Regions from separate parts of the Mus musculus genome. Here all the other regions are linked to region 1. A link is a loop called in an ENCODE intact Hi-C map of the cell type or tissue named here. Cell type or tissue: heart. All regions are shown on one strand. Links, peaks and the distances in the headings refer to the core of each region. The heading gives the core; the rest is flanking DNA.

What was found. Hi-C counts contacts between places; a loop is a spot of excess contacts. Peaks named below come from ENCODE experiments on the same cell type or tissue, not always from the same donor. Only the 100,000 strongest peaks of a DNase experiment are listed, where the experiment ranks them.
Region 2: it touches region 1 in a loop (4-fold over the local background); 17 of 42 quality-filtered maps call a loop at or near these places.
Region 3: it touches region 1 in a loop (3-fold over the local background); 14 of 42 quality-filtered maps call a loop at or near these places.

Annotation. Positions count from the first base shown.
Region 1 is chr13:23,581,068-23,588,804 of GRCm38, forward strand. It overlaps H2bc6 (H2B clustered histone 6), which reads right to left. Exons shown (of 2, transcript NM_001177653.1): 2 at 2,603-4,903. The coding sequence starts at 4,889. The coding sequence ends at 4,509. It overlaps H4c4 (H4 clustered histone 4), which reads left to right and starts at 501. Exons shown (of 1, transcript NM_175654.3): 1 at 501-902. The coding sequence starts at 535. The coding sequence ends at 846. In heart, for the core only: no CTCF peak of the experiment used is centred there; DNase peaks (open chromatin) are centred at 4,024 and 4,854; H3K4me3 peaks cover 2,985 bases; H3K27ac peaks cover 3,633 bases.
Region 2 is chr13:23,679,748-23,687,484 of GRCm38, forward strand. H2ac6 (H2A clustered histone 6) reads right to left here and starts at 4,212. Exons shown (of 1, transcript NM_178189.5): 1 at 3,726-4,212. The coding sequence starts at 4,170. The coding sequence ends at 3,778. It overlaps H2bc4 (H2B clustered histone 4), which reads left to right and starts at 4,452. Exons shown (of 2, transcript NM_023422.3): 1 at 4,452-4,874. The coding sequence starts at 4,485. The coding sequence ends at 4,865. In heart, for the core only: no CTCF peak of the experiment used is centred there; DNase peaks (open chromatin) are centred at 4,354 and 4,944; H3K4me3 peaks cover 3,051 bases; H3K27ac peaks cover 3,425 bases.
Region 3 is chr13:23,526,894-23,534,630 of GRCm38, forward strand. It overlaps H4c8 (H4 clustered histone 8), which reads left to right and starts at 4,151. Exons shown (of 1, transcript NM_153173.4): 1 at 4,151-4,585. The coding sequence starts at 4,222. The coding sequence ends at 4,533. It overlaps Gm11335 (predicted gene 11335), which reads right to left and starts at 4,035. Exons shown (of 2, transcript NR_167693.1): 1 at 3,784-4,035; 2 at 1-930. n-TMcat9 (a tRNA gene) reads right to left here and starts at 3,526; the gene lies at 3,455-3,526. It overlaps H2ac10 (H2A clustered histone 10), which reads left to right and starts at 6,982. Exons shown (of 1, transcript NM_175661.3): 1 at 6,982-7,485. The coding sequence starts at 7,018. The coding sequence ends at 7,410. In heart, for the core only: no CTCF peak of the experiment used is centred there; DNase peaks (open chromatin) are centred at 3,588, 4,138 and 4,868; H3K4me3 peaks cover 3,859 bases; H3K27ac peaks cover 3,804 bases.

The DNA.
Region 1 (7,737 bases), core at 2,371-6,370:
AAAGTCTCAGAACAGGAAATAGTAAGTGTTCTTAAAATTGTACTTAAAACCTTGGATTCAGTGGTCCTAAACCTTCCTGATGCTGGGACCCTTTACTACAGCACCTCATGTTGTGGTTACCCTCACCCATAAAGTTATTTCACTGCTGCTTAACTGTAATTTTGATACTGTTATGAATTGTAATGTAAATATCTGAAATAATACGGGGGGTGTCCCGATTTATAGGTTCACGAGACTAATAACATTACTTTCTATTTGGTCTGATAAAAGACAAATTTCTTTTTTCACAATACATAAATTGTCACTCTTGAGGGCAATGTGTTGAATTTTCAACTGCTGGCTCTGCTCTTGTCTTAGGACCCGCCTTGTCTCCTCAGCCTTTTCATAGGATAAACGCCAGAAGGGCGGGAATTGACCATGGTTCACGCCCCCTTCCCTTCAGGTTTTCAAACAGGTCCGCATTGGTATTATAAAAGCCAGGAAGGCCGCTTGTTACAGTCACTGGCTAGTGAGCTTCCTTCCTAGTTTGCTAACATGTCTGGACGCGGGAAAGGCGGCAAGGGTCTTGGTAAGGGTGGTGCTAAGCGCCACCGCAAAGTTCTGCGCGACAACATCCAGGGCATCACCAAGCCCGCCATCCGCCGCCTGGCCCGGCGCGGAGGAGTGAAGCGCATCTCCGGCCTCATCTACGAGGAGACCCGTGGTGTGCTGAAGGTGTTCCTGGAGAACGTGATCCGCGACGCCGTCACCTACACGGAGCACGCCAAGCGCAAGACCGTCACCGCCATGGACGTTGTCTACGCGCTCAAGCGCCAGGGTCGCACCCTCTACGGATTCGGCGGCTAAACGTACTCATTTATTTTTCTTCACCCAAAAACCAAAGGCCCTTTTCAGGGCCACTACCTTCTCACTTAAAGGAGCTGCTCTTAGGTGGTTTTCTGGAATGGGGTGGGTGCTGGGACTGGCTCGATACATAGTATCTGTTTAGGCAGGTCCACCTGTCTATCTTCAGTATTGATAGCCTAAAAGCAGGCCTGTTGTCTCATTCTTTAATGCTGACATTCTCAGGAGAGGGCTGAGGGTCAGTCAAGATCCTTTTTTCCAAGTCCCTTAAGGTATAGATGCTATCCTGTCTCAAAACCAAACCCTCTAATCAATCCAGGCCTTGGAAACCTAGGAACACTGAATTATGTTCAAGTTTTCTAACCTGGAGCTTTCTACAATTTCTTCCCCTCCCTCCTTTCATTCTTTCCATGTATTCTGTGTAATAGCCCTGGCCTGGAACTTACTCTATACACCAGGCTCACAGATATCTTCCTACCTCTGCCTCCCACGTACTGGGATTAAAATCGTGGTCCACCACACCCAGCTTTCTCTAACTTCCTAATCTGTAAAATAAGCACCAGAGATTGACGTGTAAATCTTCTATCTATTCCTCAAGGAAAACTTCATATGGTCCAGGACTTCATTAACTTTCGTCAGCATTATCAGTTGTTCCCAAAGAGTCACCAGAGAAGAAACATCAGTGTCTGCTAAGAACTTAAAAAATTTTTTTTATTTGTGTTTATATATTTCTTACCTTTATATACACTTTAGGGACTAAACTCAGGCCACCAGGCACACGGAGCACATGCTTTAGCTGTCCCTCCAGCCCTTCCCTCCAAGAATTAAAAAAAAAAAAAAAAAAGACCCAGACCTTGTAGTCAATAAAAACTTGGGTAAATATCTTCAGTATTTAGCTTCAGACCCTGGGACAAGTTAACATATTTTACATATCAAAGCGGACCTGGTCTCCAGGTTCTCCCAGCTTCCCACAGTCCCTATCTGGCACACCCTGCCCCCAACCCTGAAATTTCTAGCCCAGGGGATGGGCTGCCCTTCCCCCAGAGGCTCTTCCTTATGTAATTCAGACATTTTGGTCTTTCTGCTTTTTCTTTCCTCCCACATTTCCCCTTCTCTTCTCTCCTGGTGTATACCCCTTCTCTCTTTCTTTCCTCCAACCTCTGCCCATGGTGACTTCCCTGGCCTTGGGGCCAGTGAATTCTTCTGAGAGCAGCTTCCCAATAAACCTGCCTTTAATATAATCCAATCTGGCTTGAATCAGCTTATTTAGCTGGAGGAGAAGTAACTTACCAATCGATATGTCCTTCAACAAGCTCAACAGTCAATACTCACATCCACTTTTCTTTTGTTTTTCTATCTATTTTAAAGTAGAATCTTCTCTGTAGGCTGGCCAAGCCTCAATAGGAAGCTTAGGTAGAGAAAATTTGCACACAACAGAAACTGGAGGTGTCATGGGGAATTTCAACCAGTGGGAAAAGATTGAAAAACAAAACAATAACCAGAGAGGAACTGTATGAGGGTGGGCTTTTTGTTTTGTTTTGTTTTTCAGACAGGGTTTCTCTTTGTAGCCCTGGCTGTCCTGGCAGGCTGTCCTGGAACTCAGAAATCTGTCTGCCTCTGCCTGCTAAGTGCTGAGATTAAAGGTGTGTGCCACCACTGCCTGGCATGAGGTTGGGCTTTATGGAGAGGTAGTGAGTACTACTGTACTGCAATTCTGGTTTGAAGATCAGTGGGGATGGCTGAAAGGCTCTGAGCACACTCAATCAGGAATGCTTTAATAAGGAACACAACAGCAGGCATGGGAGTACACATTTCAGTGCACAGCAGGTTCAATCAGGAATGCTTTAATAATGAACAGTACAGCAGCAGGCTTGGAGGTACACATGCCAGTGCACAGCAGACAGTCAGGCTGAAGTCTATGAGGCCAGCTTGGTTTAGTGAGTTTCATACTTTGTCCCAAGAAACAAACAAACCAACAAATCACAAACAAGAAAGGAGGAACACTACAAGTTGTAGAGATCTACACCTATAATTGCATATTTAGAAGGGTGAAGCAGAGAGTTTTAGTTTGGGTTTCATAGTTGAATTACAGGGTAGCCAGGGCTACAGACTGAAATCTTGTTACAAAGAAAACAGCTAAACAAAACAAAGGGAAACAAAATATTACCATGAAGGTTTAACTCTTCACAAGGAAGTTTCAGTATTGTTTCTAAAGTAACTGTGAGTAAAGTTGACTTGTAATTAAAAAAAAAAAAACCGTTAAAAAAAACCCACATTGTGTGTGTGTGTTCTATTTGCTCTGGGATGTCTGTAGGTCAGAGGACCTATTTTGTAGGTGCTAGGGGACATACTCAGGTGTTCATTTTTGGTGGCAAAACACTTTACACAGTGAGTAGCCTCTTGGAGTACAGTTGCAATTTTGTTACTTTAAAGTGGATAGTTTCTTTGTATTTATTTTGAAAGCTTAGGAAGGATGTTGCATAAAGGCACTTTACCCAGCTTCAGAAGGGAGCCATGGTAGAGGCTGGATGGAGGCAAGACTAGCTCTGGAACTGGGCCTTTAGTTCCATCCCCAATACCTGTGATACTTCCAACACCCAGCACTTCCTGATACTTCTACTTCCTACTTTTTCTCTCTCACAAGATTGAGTCAGGGTCCCTCCCTGCTGGACCAAGAGCTCAAACTCAGAAGCTGTAAACTCCAGAGCCTGGCAGATTAAAGAGATGGGAGTGCCCAGAGCCACATCTAACATTCCACAGCCTTAATTGCAAAGAAAGTGATGTGGCTAAATTCTAGGAACTGATTTTTTTTTTTCCAGGTCTCTTTACAAAAACGAGTCAGGAGAGGGTTTTGGGAATTTTCTTGGTGTTAAAAAAACTACCCAGCAGTTCAGGAAAGGGAAGGAAATTAAATGTTTGCAGGCTTTACAAACCACTTCATCTTTTCCTGTAATTAAAAAGTAAACAAAGCAAACGTTTTTTTAAAATGGAGATCTTGTTGCTTCTCCTACAACTTAGTTCATATGCAAAAGCCTAAAAATCCAAAAGCTCTAGGTCTTTGGAAGTGAGGAACTTTTTAAGAATTAGGAGGGTAGACTCGCGAGCTGGCCCTTCGTGCTGAGACTTTCGCTTTCAGGGAGCTGAACAGAACTCTCTCCATTCAGGGCGGCGCCGCATAAAATGGCGACCTGAACGTCACTGAAAACCAGTTTAACAAGCACCGAGCGGACAACACTGCGTTTTGATCCAAATTAGGAGACGCTGCTAAATTAAGTTTTGTGTAGCTTAGCTAAACCAGGCAGTAAACCCACGGTCCCACCTCGCCTTCCCGTGCCAATGTTAATTCCCCAGAAAGACTTAGAACAAAAGACCGGATGTGTGCGCCACGGATCTGGACGCTCGGAGATGCCAGTGTGAAACGTTCGGGGTTCTTTATTCAGAACAGAAATGTAGCCTCTCTTCACTGCAGAAGTAGCCAATTTGGCAGTTTTATCTTAAATACTTGATTTGACGAGCCTGAATAGACTAGAGGAACTTTGTCCCAGTAAATAAAGAACCATATAAAGGTGGTACTGCGGGTACTAAGAACAAGCGCATAGCTCAATTTTGAACTGTTGGGTGGCTCTGAAAAGAGCCTTTGGTTTAGGAGTGTGAGTTAAATGAACTCACTTGGAGCTGGTGTACTTGGTGACAGCCTTGGTGCCCTCCGACACCGCGTGCTTGGCCAGCTCCCCGGGCAGCAGCAGGCGCACGGCCGTCTGGATCTCCCGGGATGTGATGGTCGAGCGCTTGTTGTAATGCGCCAGGCGGGACGCCTCGCCCGCGATGCGCTCGAAGATGTCGTTCACGAACGAGTTCATGATGCCCATGGCCTTGGAGGAGATGCCGGTGTCGGGGTGCACTTGCTTCAGCACCTTGTACACGTACACCGAGTAGCTCTCCTTGCGGCTGCGCTTGCGCTTCTTGCCGTCCTTCTTCTGGGCCTTGGTGACAGCCTTCTTGGAGCCCTTCTTCGGGGCGGGAGCGGACTTGGCTGGCTCAGGCATCTTCAGATCTCTTTCTTAGGAAGAAAAAGAAAGTGAGCTGCTGTGAACGGTTTCCTTATTTGTAGGCAGTCTTATGCAAATTAAGTCTTACTTTCATTCTGTTTGATTGGTTAGAGGTTACAAAGGACGGTCCCATTGGTCAAGCAGTAATCTTGTATAATAATGTTCAAGCGACTGTGCTTCTTAACACTCCTTAATCAAATTGGTTTCTTTCTAAACGCTTTAGATTAAATTGTATATATATTTTTAAAAACAGAAGTTGCTCTATTTTGAAATTCCAGAAGTTAAAGCTTGGGCTCAATTTAATACCAAATATTCTGAAACCATCGAAACGTTCCTGGAAAAACTGTATTTTAAAACTTTGATCTTTCGGTTCAGTAAAGGAAAAGGAAGATCAGAAAAGATCCAGTCGACCTCCAAGCTTCCCGGAGTCCCCAAGGCAGTGCAATTTAGTCTACAGAAAGGAAATCATAGAGTGAAAGTAAACGGTTGGGAGTAAATCTTACAGATGTCAAAAGTTAGAGAGACACAGAGATAAGACGTCTTGTTTGAAAAGAATAAACAGAACGGTTTAGACGAATTGGAAGATCGTCCATTAGGCGAAGGTGGACTGGATGGAAGCATTAAGATTAGCATATGAAAGAAGCTAGATTGCTTAGGAAGGTTGGGAATCCTTTACCACAGCCTCTGGGCAACAGCAGGAACAGTACAAAAAAAAAAAAAAAAAAGCCCGCGAAATGTCAAAGAAAAAGGCGGCCTTTCGGTTAGGTGGCTTTCTGGGAAACTTCATTAGCCCTCTTGGCCACTATCCGCTTGGATGCGGGTCCTTTATTATTTGTCCCTGGTTATTTTCAACCAGGTGGTCCTGGTGCAATCCTTTTCCCTGACAAGTCTGGAATTTGGTGACCTCTGCTTAGCCGGCCGGACAACATTTTGCATGGTACCGTGGGGTACTCTGTTTCTGACCTTCAAGGGTACCCTAAAAGTATGATTTAAAAGTATGATCTCCCTGTCTGTCTCTTCCTCCCTTCCTCCCTCCCTTCCTCCTTCTCTCTACCCTCCCCCACCCTCTTCTAGTTTCTCAGGTTTTAGCACAGCTCCTTCCTGTACTGTTTGTCTTTCAAACTAATAAAACTGGCATTGGTCGTCTGAATCTGTTTTTAAGTTCTTGTATTAATGAGACTAAGAACCCAAAGAGGGAATGCCAGTTTCTTTGGTAAACATCAGAAGTAAAATTTTAATTTAGTGGAAGTATCAAAAGAAAAATCTCGCCATTGGTATTTGTAAGTTTAGTGTCTTTATTTCGACACTCTGCACTCTTTCCTATACCTATTCCCAGGCTGGTCCAGAACTCACTGGGCCATCGAGGCTGACCTTGATAGGATGACAATATTGCTTCAGCCACTCAGATTCTTAGCTTATGGATATGAGCTAGCATGCAGAGCTGACCTAGCTCTGATTTAAAAATTTTTAATTTTAATTATTTTATTTAATTATATTTATATAACACAAATGTATAATATTTAATTGTATAATATTTAAGTGTATAATATAAATATATTTAATAATATAAGTAAATAATATTTCAGTTTAATTACTGTTAAAGACTTAAATTCCTTCACTTTTATATCTAGCTTTAAAAATCAATGAGGCAGCTGGGCAGTGGTGGTGCACACATTTAATCCCAGCACTCTGGAGGCAGAGGCAGGTGTATTTCTGAGTTTAAGGCCAGCCTGGTCTACAAAGTGAGTTTCAGGACAGCCAGGGCTATACAGAGAAACCCTGTCTCAAAAAACCAAAACCAAAACCAAAACAAAACAAAAACAAAAAACAAAAATAAATGAGACTTACACAAAGGTAATGAAGACAATGATTTGCAAAATTTAAATACTAAGAGCTACCTCCCAGTGCTGAAAATTTTTTATCCCTGATTGAAGATATCAGTAGTTATTTGTTTTCTATAAAGTTTAATGTAGCCCATGTGACCTTAAACTCACTCTGTGGCCAAGAAGTTCAAGGGTGATCTTGAACTTCTAAGCATTTTGCCACCATCTCAAGTGCTGGAATTATAAGCATGAGTTCTCTGTGCATACTTGTAGAATCTTAAATAAAAATTTTCATGTATGTGTCTATGATGTGTATTTGTGTCCTGGCATGCCTCTGGAGATCTAATTAATTTTGGTGCCTGTTTGAGTTTGTGTGTGTGTATGTGTGCGCTCACGTGTGTGTGCTTGTGTGCGCGTGGGTGTTCATCGCTGTGTATACCAAGATAGTTGGTTCTTGAATTTCCACGGAATATCCTTGTCTTCGACTTTCATCTCCAAGTAGGAACACTGGAATTACAGATGTATTCCCTTGTTCTGGGTGTGTACGGATTCTGGGGAGTCAAACTCAGGCCCTTATGCTTACATGGCAAGTACTCTACTCAGTCATTGTGCCAAGACTCATCTGTAAGTTTTTAAAAAACAAAACTAAAGTCATTTATGCAAATTAAATTTATGTGGAGCATATTAGAATTATAAAATAAGTCCTGGTAACAAATACCATAGTTTAAAAGTTATGGTATGAAAACTGGGCATGTATTAATAGCTCGGTTATAGAGGGATGGCCTAGCACACTCACTGCTGTGAGATCAGTGCATTTTGGCAAATCTGTATTATTGCATGTCTTTGGCTTCCTATCCACACCCTATCCTGTCCACACCCTTCCTATCCACATACCTGGATGCTAGGAGCCAAACTCTGGTCATTTTTAAGAGAATAACCTGCTTTTAACTGCTAAGTCATTTCTCTAGATCTTTAAGGTCTATTTTGCTATGGACTTTGTTGGATATTTTCTGGTAGAGATA
Region 2 (7,737 bases), core at 2,178-6,177, 98 kb after region 1:
GGGACAGAGCAATTGGTGTTGCTGTTTTAAAGTTTGCTTTTAGTTTTGCTTTGCTTTTGTTCTGGATATGCTGAAAACTCAAATGGTGACTCCTTGTTAGCATTACAACTTAGTAAAACCCTAAGATGAATGTTTCTCTCTGGTGCCCAAGTACCTTCCTCATCTGGAAAGCTAGCATATGTGTGTGTGTGTGGGGGGGGGATTGTAACGGAGTTTGTGCCCCTGGGAAAATATCATAGACTCAGTCCAACTATAATTAAAAGATTTATCGATTAGCTGCTAGCAGGACAAACAGCTACATTTGAGACTGCCATGAAAGAGGGGTGTGGTGAAGGACTTTCTTGCTTTTTTTTTTTTTTAGATTTATTTATTTATTTTATGCATATGAGTACATCACTACTGCTCTCTCCAGACACACCAGAAGAGGGCATTAGATCCCAGTACAGATGTGGTTGCTGGGAATTGAACTCAGCACCTCTGGAAGAGCAGTAGGTGCTCTTAACCACCGAGCCATCTCTCCAGCCCGGGGAAGGACTTTTAAAGGTGAAAAAAATCCTCATGAAATCTTTCAATATTTATTGCAAGCAAGTAAAAACTGTTCTGTTCTGCCAAGTTACGTGATTAAGGCAACTCAAAATAATCTTTGGGTCTCAGAGTAAGCAAGTTACAGAAACAAGCAATCAAGCAAACAAACAAGAAACCATCTAGTCATATCATAACAAGTAGATAGTCATGGCTATTTTTGGGTGGGGGTTACTGGGAACTTATCTTTCAGACACTGGAGTCAGAGACAAATGACTGGAGGGTACCCTGATGGATGCCTAGCACAAAATGGAGCTTCTTTAGCCTTATCAGGGATAACCTTTATCAGTGTGCCCCAGTACAAAGACTTTCCCAGACCATTAAGACAAAATTGCTGAAGTTCTGCTCAAGGCCTGAAAGCCAACTAAAGCTCTAAGATATTTTGTGCTATAGAGAATTCTGTCTAGCAGTAAGCAGGACTCTGAGGTTTAAATAGTGACAATGCATAACAGAAGTTAAAGAACCATACTAGAATATTAGGGATGAGCTGGGACAGAGCTGTGTGGGATGCTGTGCTTGGTAGCCTGTTCTTAGCTGCCCCTAAGAGTCATTAAACAGCATGATCTACTGGAAAAGATGGTTGTATTGGCAGCTTTCATTTAGTGTGTACTGGATGCCTTCCCTGGTAGTACACGGACTCTCTAGAACAAAATGCTTTCCGGCTTGCCCAGTCTGTGATGCATTGAATTCAGCACACTCAGTGCCCCCCTTTTTATTAGATATTTTCTTCATTTACATTTCAAATGCTAGCCTGAAAGTCCCCTATACCCTCCCCCTGCCCTGCACCCCAACCCACCCACTCCTACTTCCTGGCTTTTTTTTTTTTTTTTTTCTTTCCAAGTATCTATTTGTATTCCTAAACTAAGCATTACAATGTAACAAGTTGAGGTCTTGACCTCATGGTCTTGATGAAGATGAAAACAAAAAGGTTAACAGTGTTCATGATGTATCCATTCACCAGCAAATGTTCAAATACCAAGGTTTGTTTTTAGGGACCTGGAGCTACTAGAACACCTCAAGTCTTTCTCTATCTCTCTCTATCTCACCACGGGAAAACAGGTCCTGTAGATCCTGAAAACTATCCTACCACCATGTTAAGTCTCTTTGTTTCTTTTCTTTTCTTTTTTTTTTTTTTTTGGATCCTGAATAAAAGCCATGCTGGCCTCGGCTGAGACTTCAGCTGTTCACATACTGTCAAGTTTTAACACCTGGCCCCCTTTATACAGAGTCTGTGAAACTTTTTTTCCCCTTTAAGTTCTTTACAGAGTTTAGAATGTAATTAAGTAACTTTTTCTTATGTAATCCTCTATATAACAAAGGGTACCCATTATGTAATAATTTTGCACTATTTCAATTTTTCTTCTCATACTCTCTTAGGTGAGGATGGTTATAAAATATCAGTGTTTGAAGTGTATGTTTTCTAATCCCAGGGACTTAGTTAATTTCTTTATTCTGTTTTTCATCAAAACATCTACAATAGCAATAGCACTTGTTTTTGACTGTTGCTTACAAGGATTAGTGAGGAACACATATCTACCCAGCATGCAGTGGTGCCTACCCAGCAGCCATCTGTCTTGATCAGCCTGTGCTCTTCTAATTTCAGGGTACACACTACAGAGTCAGGGTCTTTTCATAGCAAAGTGAACACAGACACAGAAAGATGTTGGGATAGGGGAGCTTAAAGGCATTCCTGAAGGTCTCACACCTGGGAAATTTCCGCTCAAAAGAAAATTGACAAGGAAATGAAAATGATTCCAAAGCTGATATGAAGTAAGTGAGATCCAAGGATCCAGGTTCTCAAACTTGAAGGAATCCCGAGCTGGACTCCTGACCAAACAGTAGTAGCTATGCACAGTGATATCAGACTTCGTAAGCCCAGCTTGCATGTAGTCACAACTATAGTTCCAGCACTTAGAGGGCGGAGGCAAGAGATTTCAGTAGTCCACAGTCATTCTCAGCTGCCCAGCATGTTTGAGGGCAGCCTGAGGTATAATGGACCCAGCATAAACAAACAATGCCATTCTTCTTCAGCAAGGCATGTTGACTCATGCCTGTACTCCTAACATTTGAGAAATGGTGGCAGAAACCTCAGGAGTCCAAGGCCAGTCTTAGTTATGTAGTAAGTACCCAGGCAGCTTGGGTCTCATGAGATCCGTTTCTCCCAAACCCAAACAACTCAGAAAACTCCTTTTTCATTTTCATTTTATTTTTTCTAAGCCCACAGCACCCAATATTCCTACGTGGCCTCCCATCGGAGTGTCAACTAGGCCTGACACTGCTTATCTTCTACAATCAGTCACATTTAGGTGGTATGATCATAGAACTTTTTTTTTTTTTTTCTCCTAGGGGGAGTCAATGTGATTTTTTCCTCAGCCCTTTATCTTCACAGTTTCTGGGCATCCGATCATTTTTCTTTTAGAATAACTGCTGGGGAAGGAGGAAGAAGCTGCCTGGGTTCTCCAGTATCAGTAAGACTGCAAGCACTAATTTCTGGTTAACACACACACACACACACCAATGGGCATGGTTGTGCATTGCCTTTATTCTCAGCCCTCCATAAACAGAGGCAGGCAAATATCTAAGTTCAAGGACAGCCAGGGCTATACAGAGAAACCCTGTCTCTAAAAGCAAGCCAGCCAGCCAGCCGGCCAGCCAAGCCAGCCAAGAACAGATTCGAAATCTGGGAACAACCAAGGAGCTTGCTTTAAAATGTAAAATTTTTGTAAAAATGGATAACGTTGGTAATTCATAAGAACTCCATGACTACCTGCATGTGAGTTAGAATGAGCTGCCATCATCAGAGAAACTCCTGCAGCAGATGAGGACAAACACAGACTCATGGTCGGACATAACGGAGTAGGTGGTAGGCTTATAGTACTAAAAACATACAACCTTCAGCTGGCTTACATTGACAAACATTAGTATTCGGCTTAGACCAGAAGTTCTGAGACCTTTGACTTTAAGCTGCCCAATCTATCAAATTCTAGGGGGTACTACCAATCTTAATAAAGTTTACTCTACAAAAATACTCCCAAGTAATTAAAACTGTTAACAATCAAGACCAGTCGTTACTATCTAGAGCCCACCAGATTAGGGTAGAAATTATCAATAGAGTATCCTGTTCAACTCTTCTTTTGAAAAAGTGGGGGCTCTGAAAAGAGCCTTTGGGTTTGAAGTTTCCGCAGATTCTGTTGCTTATTTCCCCTTGGCCTTGTGGTGGCTCTCGGTCTTCTTGGGCAGCAGCACGGCCTGGATGTTGGGCAGGACGCCGCCCTGCGCGATGGTCACGCGGCCCAGCAGCTTGTTGAGCTCCTCGTCGTTGCGGATGGCCAGCTGCAGGTGGCGCGGGATGATGCGCGTCTTCTTGTTGTCGCGGGCCGCGTTGCCCGCCAGCTCCAGGATCTCGGCCGTCAGGTACTCCAGCACGGCCGCCAGGTAGACCGGGGCGCCGGCGCCCACGCGCTCCGAGTAGTTACCCTTGCGGAGCAGCCGGTGCACGCGGCCCACGGGGAACTGCAGGCCGGCCCGGGAGGAGCGGGTCTTGGCCTTGGCGCGAGCCTTGCCGCCCTGCTTACCACGTCCAGACATAGTAATAGTGCTGTGTAAGTAACAGAACAGTAAAAACAAGTTACCAAGACTGTACAGACGCGGCAGCTTTTATAGTAGGTTCCTGGGTAGTAAACGCTACTACTTGATTGGTTACAAGTGAGCTCATTGATATAGCCAATAGAAAATCTGCTTCTGGAAACTTCATTTGCATAATCCCACCCATGAACCCACTACTTTTTCTTCTTCCAATTAGCTGAGACTGGTTCGAAATCCTTCATTAGCATAAACGCCCTATAAGTAGGAGAAGTCCGTTCCCAGCCCACACTGAGGTTCCTGTGTTTGGAAATCCGAAGATGCCTGAGCCTGCGAAGTCCGCTCCCGCCCCGAAGAAGGGCTCCAAGAAGGCCGTGACCAAGGCCCAGAAGAAGGACGGCAAGAAGCGCAAGCGCAGCCGCAAGGAGAGCTACTCGGTGTACGTGTACAAGGTGCTGAAGCAAGTGCACCCCGACACCGGCATCTCCTCCAAGGCCATGGGCATCATGAACTCGTTCGTGAACGACATCTTCGAGCGCATCGCGGGCGAGGCGTCCCGCCTGGCGCATTACAACAAGCGCTCGACCATCACGTCCCGGGAGATCCAGACGGCCGTGCGCCTGCTGCTGCCCGGGGAGCTGGCCAAGCACGCGGTGTCGGAGGGCACCAAGGCCGTCACCAAGTACACCAGCTCCAAGTGATCCTGCCAAGTAAGCCTCCGTAGCGAATTCCAAAGGCTCTTTTCAGAGCCACCCACTTTCTCAAAGAGAGAGCTGTGGTAGAACAGTGCGTTCAGTTTTACCCAGAAGCAGATGACAGGTGCTTATAAATCTTAAAGGCAGTGGGATACTTTTAGCTTAATTTCAGTCTTGGTTACATTTAGCTACAACCATTTTGTTGGGAGAAAAAAAAAAAGCCTTGCAAACGTCACTTCCGGTGAGGCGGACTTGAGTCCATCAGAACAAAGTTGTAGGACAGGAGTGACAGACTTTGAAGAGGATAATTGTTGCCATTAGGAAGTTTGTCTTTTATAAGTTGTAGGTTTTACTTTGGAAAGAAGTGGCTCCAAGACTGATGTTAAACATGAGGGGTCTGTAACAAAGGACAGGCTTTTCATTTGTAGATTTAATATCAGATTACCGAGCTATCTAGCATGAAATCTTAGACCAGTATCTTGGTAGAGTATTCTAAAATATGACCTGGAATTGTCAAACTTACGGCATTGAAGTTCTGGTAAAAGACGGAACTGAATTGTTCAAATGCAAATGCAAATGTATCACTTTACCGTACTTTGGCCATACTAAATTTTCATAGTCCAAGTGACGTGAAAGTTTAGAGAAATGAGAAGATCCGAAGCAAGCAGTGGGGAGAGGCTGAACTGGAAGGACTTAATGCAAGAAATCCCAAAACGAACGCCGTTGCTGTGTCTGTTGACTTAACAATTCAAAATATAAGGACTTCAGAGTCATTAGCGGAGTTTAGTCCTCTGCTTGTCCAAATGAAAGGCGAATATTTCCATCACCCTAGTTGCCCCCTGAACAAACTTGGCCATAAATACTGGCTCGCTTCTTCCGGCCCCACTTATCTAAGCCTTTGTCTTGCCTGTTCGAAGAAACAGTACACTTGCTCTCTTCCCCACAGAAGTTAACAGCATGCTATCATCTACATCATTTATTTCTAGAAGCTGTGCCTAGATATGGTTTAGGATTACATTATGAGCTAGCAGTGTGGGGAACCTTTTCAGCCTTCTGCCGCCTTATGTCTCCTTAGTGCTGCAGCTTTGTTCTTGCACAACTCTCCTTTTTCTGGTTCGCATTTGGTTGAATTGTTGCCAAAATCCACAAATCAGGCTCAGAAGTGTATAAAAGGCTCCAGGGTTGAAGTAGATTGATACTTTTCATTTGACCAGCAAATCATTGGTGATTTTTTCACTTCTGCCTTTGGTGAGATTCATGTTGTTTCTTTGTTTGGCCTGTCCTTTTTTAATCTCCTTCCAAATTCTATGTCTCTGTCTCTTGGTCCCCCCCTTCTGCTCTGTGTGTGTGTGTGTGTGTGTGTGTGTGTGTGTGTGTGTGTGAGAGAGAGAGAGAGAGAGAGAGAGAGAGAAAGAGAGAGAGAGAGAAGAGAGAGAGAGAAAGAGCGAGCGAGAGAAAGAGCAAGAAGAAATCAGTGAAACAGCAGTATCTTGTCTCGACATTCTAAAAGTCACGATTTGGTAATTCCATGCCAGATTGTCACATGCAGTGTTATTGGCTATGTTCTTTTTATTGCAAGGTTCCAGAGAGGAGTGAGAAAAAGCATAAACTTGCCTGCTGAGGCAGAATGTTTGCTTCTGCTATGTATAAAACAGTATTAACAGTATTACTTAAATCTTAATGAGTTAGTTTATTATAAGGGATATGGCATAACAGTAGAATGTCTACCAAATTTGAAGAACAAGAGGATCAGTCCTGTTCTGAATAGTGCTCTCCTGACACGACGTCTGACTTAAAATCAATACTTTTGTCTCATTAGTCATAATACTTCAATAGATACCTATGTCTTTGTTCATTGACCTTCAGTCTTTTCTGTTGTCCCAGTTAGCTCCTCTCACTTGCATAATTGCTGTGAATATTTCCTATTTTATGAATATAAATTTGAGGACATTGTCTATCCCAGCAGGAAATGAATAAGTTATGTGATTTAAGTGTAAATTGGTTTTTATAAAGGGTCTAAAAAAATGTATCAACTTTAATTAATTGAAAACCATCAATTACTATAAATTATTTCACATTCTTAGGCATTACATTAAGGTGTGGCCTCTTTTAAGGTTGGATTCAAGTTTACCTAGTTCTAGTCATAATTGCATTTGTACATTTTTTGTTTACTTAATAATTTGACTTTTGGCTTAATTGTGTTAAGATGGATCTTTTATTATAATATAAAAGTGTTAGCATAATAATGTAGTTTACAGAAGCTACGATTTGTTGTATAAAAAAACTACATTAAGTTTACAAACTTTTTCCACTAAATTTATTTACTTGAATAAAATCACTTTTTAATATAAATAACATACATTGAACTAAGTCAAATCACAAAGTAATTTTAAAAATGGAATTAAAACTTAAATAACAAGTGGTAAGGACTCAACATGTCAGGTTAAAAACTGAATTCACTGGCAAATAATTACTTTAAGAACTTAGATGAATCGTAAGTGGAGTGAATTAGTGTCTTCTCATTAGATACTATGCAATTTCTAACTTAGAGGTTACAAAACATAAGACATTGGAATGTTTGCTCTGTGCAAATACCCTATTGTTACACAGGTTATAACAAATAGCGCTTAGCAAAATAGAAAACACGGATCTTTCCATTTAACATGGTGAGATCATCCTTTCCTTTCCCACTTAGATTTGTAGGATTGAAAGTTACTGGAGAAATGCCATGGCCTTAGAGAACCAGGCAGGTTTGGGACTGGTGCTTGTTAATGTATATATACCGGAACACAATTGCTTGCTGTGTTTAAAGGTGTGGCTTTAATTGCTATCAAGTTCCCTAGCGACAGAAGAAAACACAATTATACAGGATAATGAT
Region 3 (7,737 bases), core at 2,178-6,177, 54 kb before region 1:
GTTTGGAAGGGGGGTGTGGGGGTCCTCTGGCTTCTTGACAGAATCAAGGTCCTTAATTGCTATGTGTAAATTAGCTTTCATTAAGAAGTGAAAAGACCCAGAGTTAGGAATATGAATACTTTTGACTATTATCATGTTTTACACTTAATTTATGAATACAAATGGTATTATAATAATTTTAAAGAAGAAACATTCATGAACTCATGATGCTTTCATGATTACTAACAAGCAATTACTAGGGCTCAGAAAGGGGCCTTTCACATAGCCTTTCTTTCCTGTCAGTAGAATAACATCTGGAAAATAGGAAGAATGAAATAGAAACATGAATTCTTTACACACGTTTGTTCTGGAATTCCACAATCATCTACCAGGTGAGCTTTGTTCTCACAGACACATTCTTTAGTTCTGCAACTTTGGAATGTAACAGGCCCTGAGACCTTAGCACAGCTGACTCCCTAATTGAATGCCATTCAGGCTGTATGTAGTAGGTGGCACTACCTGCCAAAACTAAAACAAAAACTCAATTCATCAAAGTCCATAGTTCTGGGAGAGTCCCTAGAAGTACCACCCTTGTTTTCTGGCTTCGGTGTTCTGCTTCTGGCTAACTGTTCTTGATAACTGAAGTATGTCAACCTGGGCTATGATTTTTGTGCTTAAAGGCTCAACCCTGAGAAAGGCTCAGTGCTACACCGTGATCTGGAACACACAGTGTAGTCAGTCATTGGTCAGCTAAGAAAGATTTTCTATTGGCTAAAACCCATGTCCGAGAAGTCTTCTCTGATGAGCACCCCACAACAGAATGATGTTCTCATTCTTCCTGGAATTGGAGATTTCTTGAAAAGCAGCTTGGATGCTCAGATGACCTGTGTGGCTTCCCCACCATGGGACATGGTGGCACAGCTGGTGAGAATTGTTGATTGACTTTTATTTCTGCTGTTGCAAAAAAACAAAAACAACAAAACAAAACAAAACCAACTGTTAACTAAATGGACTTCGCAGGTTGCATTTATGTACATGCATATATTTGTAATTATTTTTATTTTATATATTTGTATTATTATCAATAGAGGTCATGGATTTCATAGGGATTGAGAAGGTGTGTACAGGAAGAGTTAGAGGGCGAGGAGGGAGGAGGAAAAGATATAATTACATTTAAAAAAAAAAGAACAGCAAAACGAGCAAACAGCCATCCCCATAGTTCTTGTTGAGTGGGATGGAGGAACATTTGGGCGGCTGAAGTGTGTGTGTGTGTGTTTAAGATGTTCAGCTAAGTCTGTGTATGAAATATTTATGTAGAGATGACATTTTAAGATGGTCACTCTTGCATAGTTTAATATAGATAGCTCCAAACATGCACATTGAAACAATCCCATAGAGCCTACATTAGGTATCTTGTGTTCTACCGTTTGGTGACATTTCCATCAGATGAAGAGATGGTCTGCATGCAACCCCTTCTCTTTTCGGAGCTGCCTTCCTCTCGTTCCTGCTCTCTCACACTGAATCTTTGTAGTTAGGAGTGTTTTAGCTCTCATGTGGACCTCCGTTTATTTCTTTTGCTTAGAATGCTTTTCTTGGCTGTCTAGCAATCACTTACCCAAGTTTCTTGGCAAAATCCATTCCTTTGCCTGGTCTATAAATGCCAGTGTGATGGCTAAAGAAACTATTTTATGCTAGGCATCCCTCTAGCTGTTTGCCTGGAAGATAAGTCTCAGTGACCTGTTCTAAAACTGAAGAGCCCCGTGTGACTGTTTGTTACTATATGACTAACTATTATTATTATTTTTGCTTCTGTAACTGGCTTACACAGATACCCAAAGATGGCATTGAGTTGGCTTAACCACTTGACTTGGCAGAACAGAACAGCTTTTGCTTGCTTGTATAGATATTAAAGGTCTTGTTATTTTCCCCCTTGAAACTCCTCTTCCCATAGCCTTCCTTCATGGCAATCTCACAGTTAGCTCAGAGATTGTATGTATTGCACTTTGTAATTATAATCAGATTGACTGTATGGTCTTTCCCCAGTGGCTGCACACTCCATAACACTGGGGCAAGGCTATGGGAGCAGAACTTCTCTATTTAATGTTCAGTTCTGTGGGTAAGGGCCATGGTAATGACCCTTAGCCATACACTGAAAATGACAATTCGGGAATGTCCTCATAGCTCCTGGGTAGTAATTTTATTCTCCATCCCTGAAGCAGGGAGTGACTGTGACCCATGCTGGCAGTGTACTTAATGTAGCATTTAATTTATGACCAGTAAGCATGTGGTCACCAGGCAACCAGTTCCCTGGAACTATTCGAACTCCTGTTGAACAGACAGTACTAGACTGCCATAGCTGATGCACACTCCTGTGGCTTTCAGCTGGAGTGATGGATGTCTGACACCATGGAGGAGAGGACAAGAGAGCCTTCTCCAGTCTTCTCCTTCGTGACAGTCTTTTCCTGTATTGTAGTCTTTCCTGTAATCCTAACTACACACGCATGTAGTTACGGAAGGACTTCCCCAAGTCACTGAACTGGTGGGTAGTTATGGGGCTGAGATCAATTTTATTCTTGCAGCTCATAAAGTAGTTCTTAAAAAAAATTTTCACTTTTTTTTTTTTTTTTTTGGTTTGAAGCAAAAAAAAAAAAAAAAAAAAAAAAGGCTGATCTTTACCTTTAACCCCCTCTGAGAAGAAATAAAGTCTTCCATCTCTACAGCCTAACAGGAGAGAGGCCTTTGGATTTCTGTTTTCTGATCCAGTGAAAAACTATTTTAAGAAGACACAGTACAGCTTGTTGGCAGAGGCAAGAGGAGCATTTCAAGGTCACTCAAAACAAAGTAACCCAAAATATCTGTACTGATTCTAGACTACTTACTATGTTTTTTTTGTGTTTTAACTTCTAGGACAGTGTGACATATAAAATTTGAACAGGAATCTTTACTGTGAGAGAAATAAAAAAAGACAGTGAGTACAAAACTTGAAAAATAAGCGTAGAGAATAGCAATAGCTTAGCAAAGATTTATCTTTGTGAAAGTGGAGACTAATGTCGGTAGCAGAAGTGGTTTTCTCAGTCAGACTTCAACTGAAGACCCCCACATCCTCCCTTAACTACACACACTTTTCTCAAAACACTACCTATTGTTGTCAAGATTAAGACTCTAGTAATTGCAAAGAATATCTATAGGGACTGATCAATGAATGTATTCCTACCACCAGACCCTTGAAAAATAAGGCTTTATGAATTATGTATAGAAGAAACTGAGCTCTGTTCCTCCACTCTTACACTTGTATTCACCTTCGTGTAGTGATTTTAGGTTTTATTGGGCAAAATAAATCTGACTTATTACCAAGAGAACACATGAGTTACCACTTGAGCGTCCATGTAAAAGTTCCAGTTCCGTTTTGCAGAGATCGATTTACCTCACGAACTTAACTTTAGGAGGAGGGAAAAAAGAAAAAAAAAAGTCCAGATAGCAGAGGATGGTTTCGATCCATCGACCTCTGGGTTATGGGCCCAGCACGCTTCCGCTGCGCCACTCTGCTACTTAAAGAGAGCCTTTCAAAATATTATACTTAACTTTATTTGCAGTTGGTGTTTCTCTACTTCATACAAAGGCCTGCAGGAAGGCACCTTCTAATTTTTGTCTACCTAAAGGCTAATATTTGTTGGGAATAATGTCGCTAATGAGTCAAAGAGAAAGCAAAATTTGGACTAGATCAGTAAACATTAACATACTAGTAAGTAATTCGACAAAGGAGAAAACAATACAGCGCGTCTTAGTGACCAACCACGCATTTACCTGCGCGAAGAGTTTGGGATCAGGTTTGTCCTTAAGTCGAGATAGTGGAAGAAATGGTGCTATTTTCTCCAGTGTTTAGTCCTTTACAGCCGAAAATAAAAACATGGGAAGCGAGACCTCCACATCAGTATTTGTGATCGCTTGGCTCACCAAAGATCTCCTGTCTTTCTAAATTTGTTACAAGTGACAAATATGTATTGCTAAAGAAACTGTTTAGTCTGAACTCGTTAAAATGGCCGGGAAGTCCGGAATGGGGACAAAGGACCCAGCTCAAGGAGCGAGTACAACGAACGTTGGTGACGTCACTAGGCATTGCCCATGCCAGGGGCGGGGCCATTGCAGGGGGTTTCAGTCTTCAATCAGGTCCGAAAACACTGCATATAAGTAATGTGCCTGTGCCTTCCACTCTGTTGAGGTTTTTTCTTCAGCAAGTACACCATGTCTGGTCGTGGCAAGGGCGGTAAAGGTCTTGGCAAAGGCGGCGCCAAGCGCCACCGCAAAGTGCTGCGTGACAACATCCAGGGCATCACGAAGCCCGCCATCCGCCGCCTGGCCCGGCGCGGGGGAGTGAAGCGCATCTCCGGCCTCATCTACGAGGAGACCCGCGGTGTGCTGAAGGTGTTCCTGGAGAACGTGATCCGCGACGCCGTCACCTACACGGAGCACGCCAAGCGCAAGACCGTCACCGCCATGGACGTGGTCTACGCGCTCAAGCGCCAGGGCCGCACCCTCTACGGATTCGGCGGTTAAGCGAATCTTGCTTCTGACCTACAAAACCAAAGGCCCTTTTCAGGGCCGCCCACATTTTCTTATTAAAAGAGCGAACATGTGTTTTACGTTTTGAAATGATTGTGCAACGTTAGCAGCGTTGTGTAAGTACGTTAATCGACTCACTATTCAGGTATTTACAATCCAGGTTGGCAAATTCTTAAATTATATTCGGGCAGCGTGCATTTATTGAAGTAGGAAGTATAAAGTTTTTTGTTTATATGGTGCAGGTTGCAAGGACAAAGCGCGAGAGCTAGCGGCTGCGCAGTTTGGGACTAGAGCGTGGGGCGGGCCTGAGTGCACAGCACCGACGGTGGTTGGCTGTTTCTGTGCTTTGGAGCGTCTGCGCAGACTGCGGAAATCCGGCGTGTCCTGGAGACCCATGCAGTGTGGGCTTTTCTGGCACTCACGGTGGAGAGGTGTTTACTAAAAAAGGAATGTTTCATTAAGGTTGGGCATTAGATAAAGTATTAAAAAACTGGTAGTTCTAATATGCAACTTTATGGGAACGTCCCGATTGTTAACATGTAGGAGTGCATTCGTGATGGATGTTTTAATAAAATCTAAGTCAGTATAGGCAGTTTTGATATTTTCGATGTGGTCTAAGTGTATCTTCAGGAATTTGGTTTCAGCCAAGAGTGATAAGATTTTAGAGTACTGTACACCGAAAGTTTGGGGCTAAATGTCTCCAAAAACAAAACAAAACGAAAACAAAGAAACCCCCCAAAAGTCAAAAGAAAAACTCGACAGAAAAGATGCTTTTCTTCATGGCCAGCAATCTACTTGTATGATTATACTATGAAATCACAGAAATTCAGGGTGTTAATGTGATGTTTATTTAACACTTTGTGTGTGTTACTAGGTGAATGAACAGTTTACAGGATTTTGGGTCTCCTTCCACCGAGGGATCCAACTCAGCTTAACAGGTTTTGCAGAAATACTTTTCCTCATTGTTCAGCCTTCTGACTGTTTCTCGTCATCGTCATCATGATACCACCACCACTTTTTTTTCTTTTTCTTTTTTGAGACCGTGTTTCTCTGGGTAGCACTAGATGCCCTTGAACTCTGTGGACCCGGCTGGCCTCGAACTCCAGATATACCCTTGCCTCTGCCTCCCGAGTGCTGGGATTAAAGACCTACCCCAGCACCTCCTGTTTCTCATCTTTACTTTTAAAGATTAGGGTTTCTGTGGGTAAGCGAAAAGTATCATATACTAATGGAGGTTAAGAAGTTGTTTGAAGAAGAAAATAATCTGAGGCTTGAAAAGAGTAATCTGAACACAACATGTGTCAGCAACTGTTCTGAGTTCTGGAATTTATAAGTATGAATAATTTAAATGTATATGGGTGTTTGTGCACCATGTGCCCAAGAAGGCTAGAAGAGGGTGCTAGATCCCCTGAAACTGGGGTTTAAGGCAGTAGTGAGCCACTATGTATGTGCTGGGATGGGCCTCAGGTGCTCTGGAAAAGCAGCCAGTGCTCTTAATGAGTGAGTGAAGGGTTCCTTGTTCATTTTGTTGGAGTTTGCTCTCATTGAGGTGGGAACTACGGTAGGGGTTTGAGCTGAGAACAGGCAAGACCTGAGTTAAATGTCAAAACAATGAATATAGATGTTTGATGAAAACTAGTGTCAAGGAAAAGTAGTAAGGAGGCTTCTACAACTATTCAGTTTGCGGAGGACATTGGTTTGGATCAGTGGTCTGGGCTATGAAAAATAGGTTCTGTGTATGGTTTTGCAGGTTTAAGGTCTACCTTTAAACAATTTTAATTTTAATTTGACCAAAAATGGGACTATGGGCAATATTAAAAGTATTGAAGGTTGGAGCTAGAGGTGCCTTGATGGTAGTTTACTGCTTTTGCAGAGGACCAGAGTTCAGTGCTCACTATCTATTTGGGTGGCTCACACCAGTTCCAGAGGATCTATACATACAAAGACATGCACATACTTAAAAATAACTCTTTAAGAGAAAGTATTAAAATTAAGAGAACAGTTCTCTGTATAATTTTAAATATAGTCTTCAGCCTACTCAAATACTAGGCTGAATGCAACCCAGACGCTATTGTCTCACAAAGGAGCAAGTTTTCCCTTTTATTTAGTCTTTTCCTAATTAATTCTTGCTGTCCTTCTGGGCCTTAGTAACGGACTTCTTGGAGCCCTTCTTCAGGGCGGGAGCGGACTTGGCGGGCTCAGGCATAGTGAACAGAAAACAACACCAAGAAAAAAAAATATTAGCCCTTGTTGCAATTTAAATAAAGCTGTGGCTATCCTTTTAGAGTCCTGAAATATTATGCGTTAACTATCCAATCAAAACAAGGTTTTTTCATATACAAGCTACCATTGGTTTAGGTAAAACTCTATGTGTAGCCAACGAGATCACTCCGTTTTCGCGCCAGAAGTTGAGTATTAGAATGGTGCTGTGGCTGCATCATTATACGCTGAACAGATCCTGACAGCAAGGTACCTACAATGTCTGGACGCGGCAAACAGGGTGGCAAGGCTCGCGCCAAGGCCAAGACCCGCTCCTCCCGGGCCGGCCTGCAGTTCCCCGTGGGCCGCGTGCACCGGCTGCTCCGCAAGGGCAACTACTCGGAGCGCGTGGGCGCCGGCGCCCCGGTGTACCTGGCGGCCGTGCTGGAGTACCTGACGGCCGAGATCCTGGAGCTGGCGGGCAACGCGGCCCGCGACAACAAGAAGACGCGCATCATCCCGCGCCACCTGCAGCTGGCCATCCGCAACGACGAGGAGCTCAACAAGCTGTTGGGCCGCGTGACCATCGCGCAGGGCGGCGTCCTGCCCAACATCCAGGCCGTGCTGCTGCCCAAGAAGACCGAGAGCCACCATAAGCCCAAGGGAAAGTAAGCCAGTGAGCTAAGTTTTTTTTTTTTTTTTTTTTTTTTTTTAAACAAAACCCAAAGGCTCTTTTCAGAGCCACCACTTCTTCATATAAGAGTCTAGTAACATGGTTAATTTAGCTTGTGGAAAAACCTATATTAATGTTTCAAGCACAAAACCATAATTCTGGTAGGCTGAGGTAATTCTTAGGCAACTGCTTTGTCTTCCTCACGCAGAGAAATATTGGATGTAGCATAAACATAGATTTACACGTTGCACAAAACTTTTGGTCTTGCAGTCCTCTACATCTTCGTATTGCTCCGGAGAGGCAGCAGACATTCGGGGTTGGGAGAA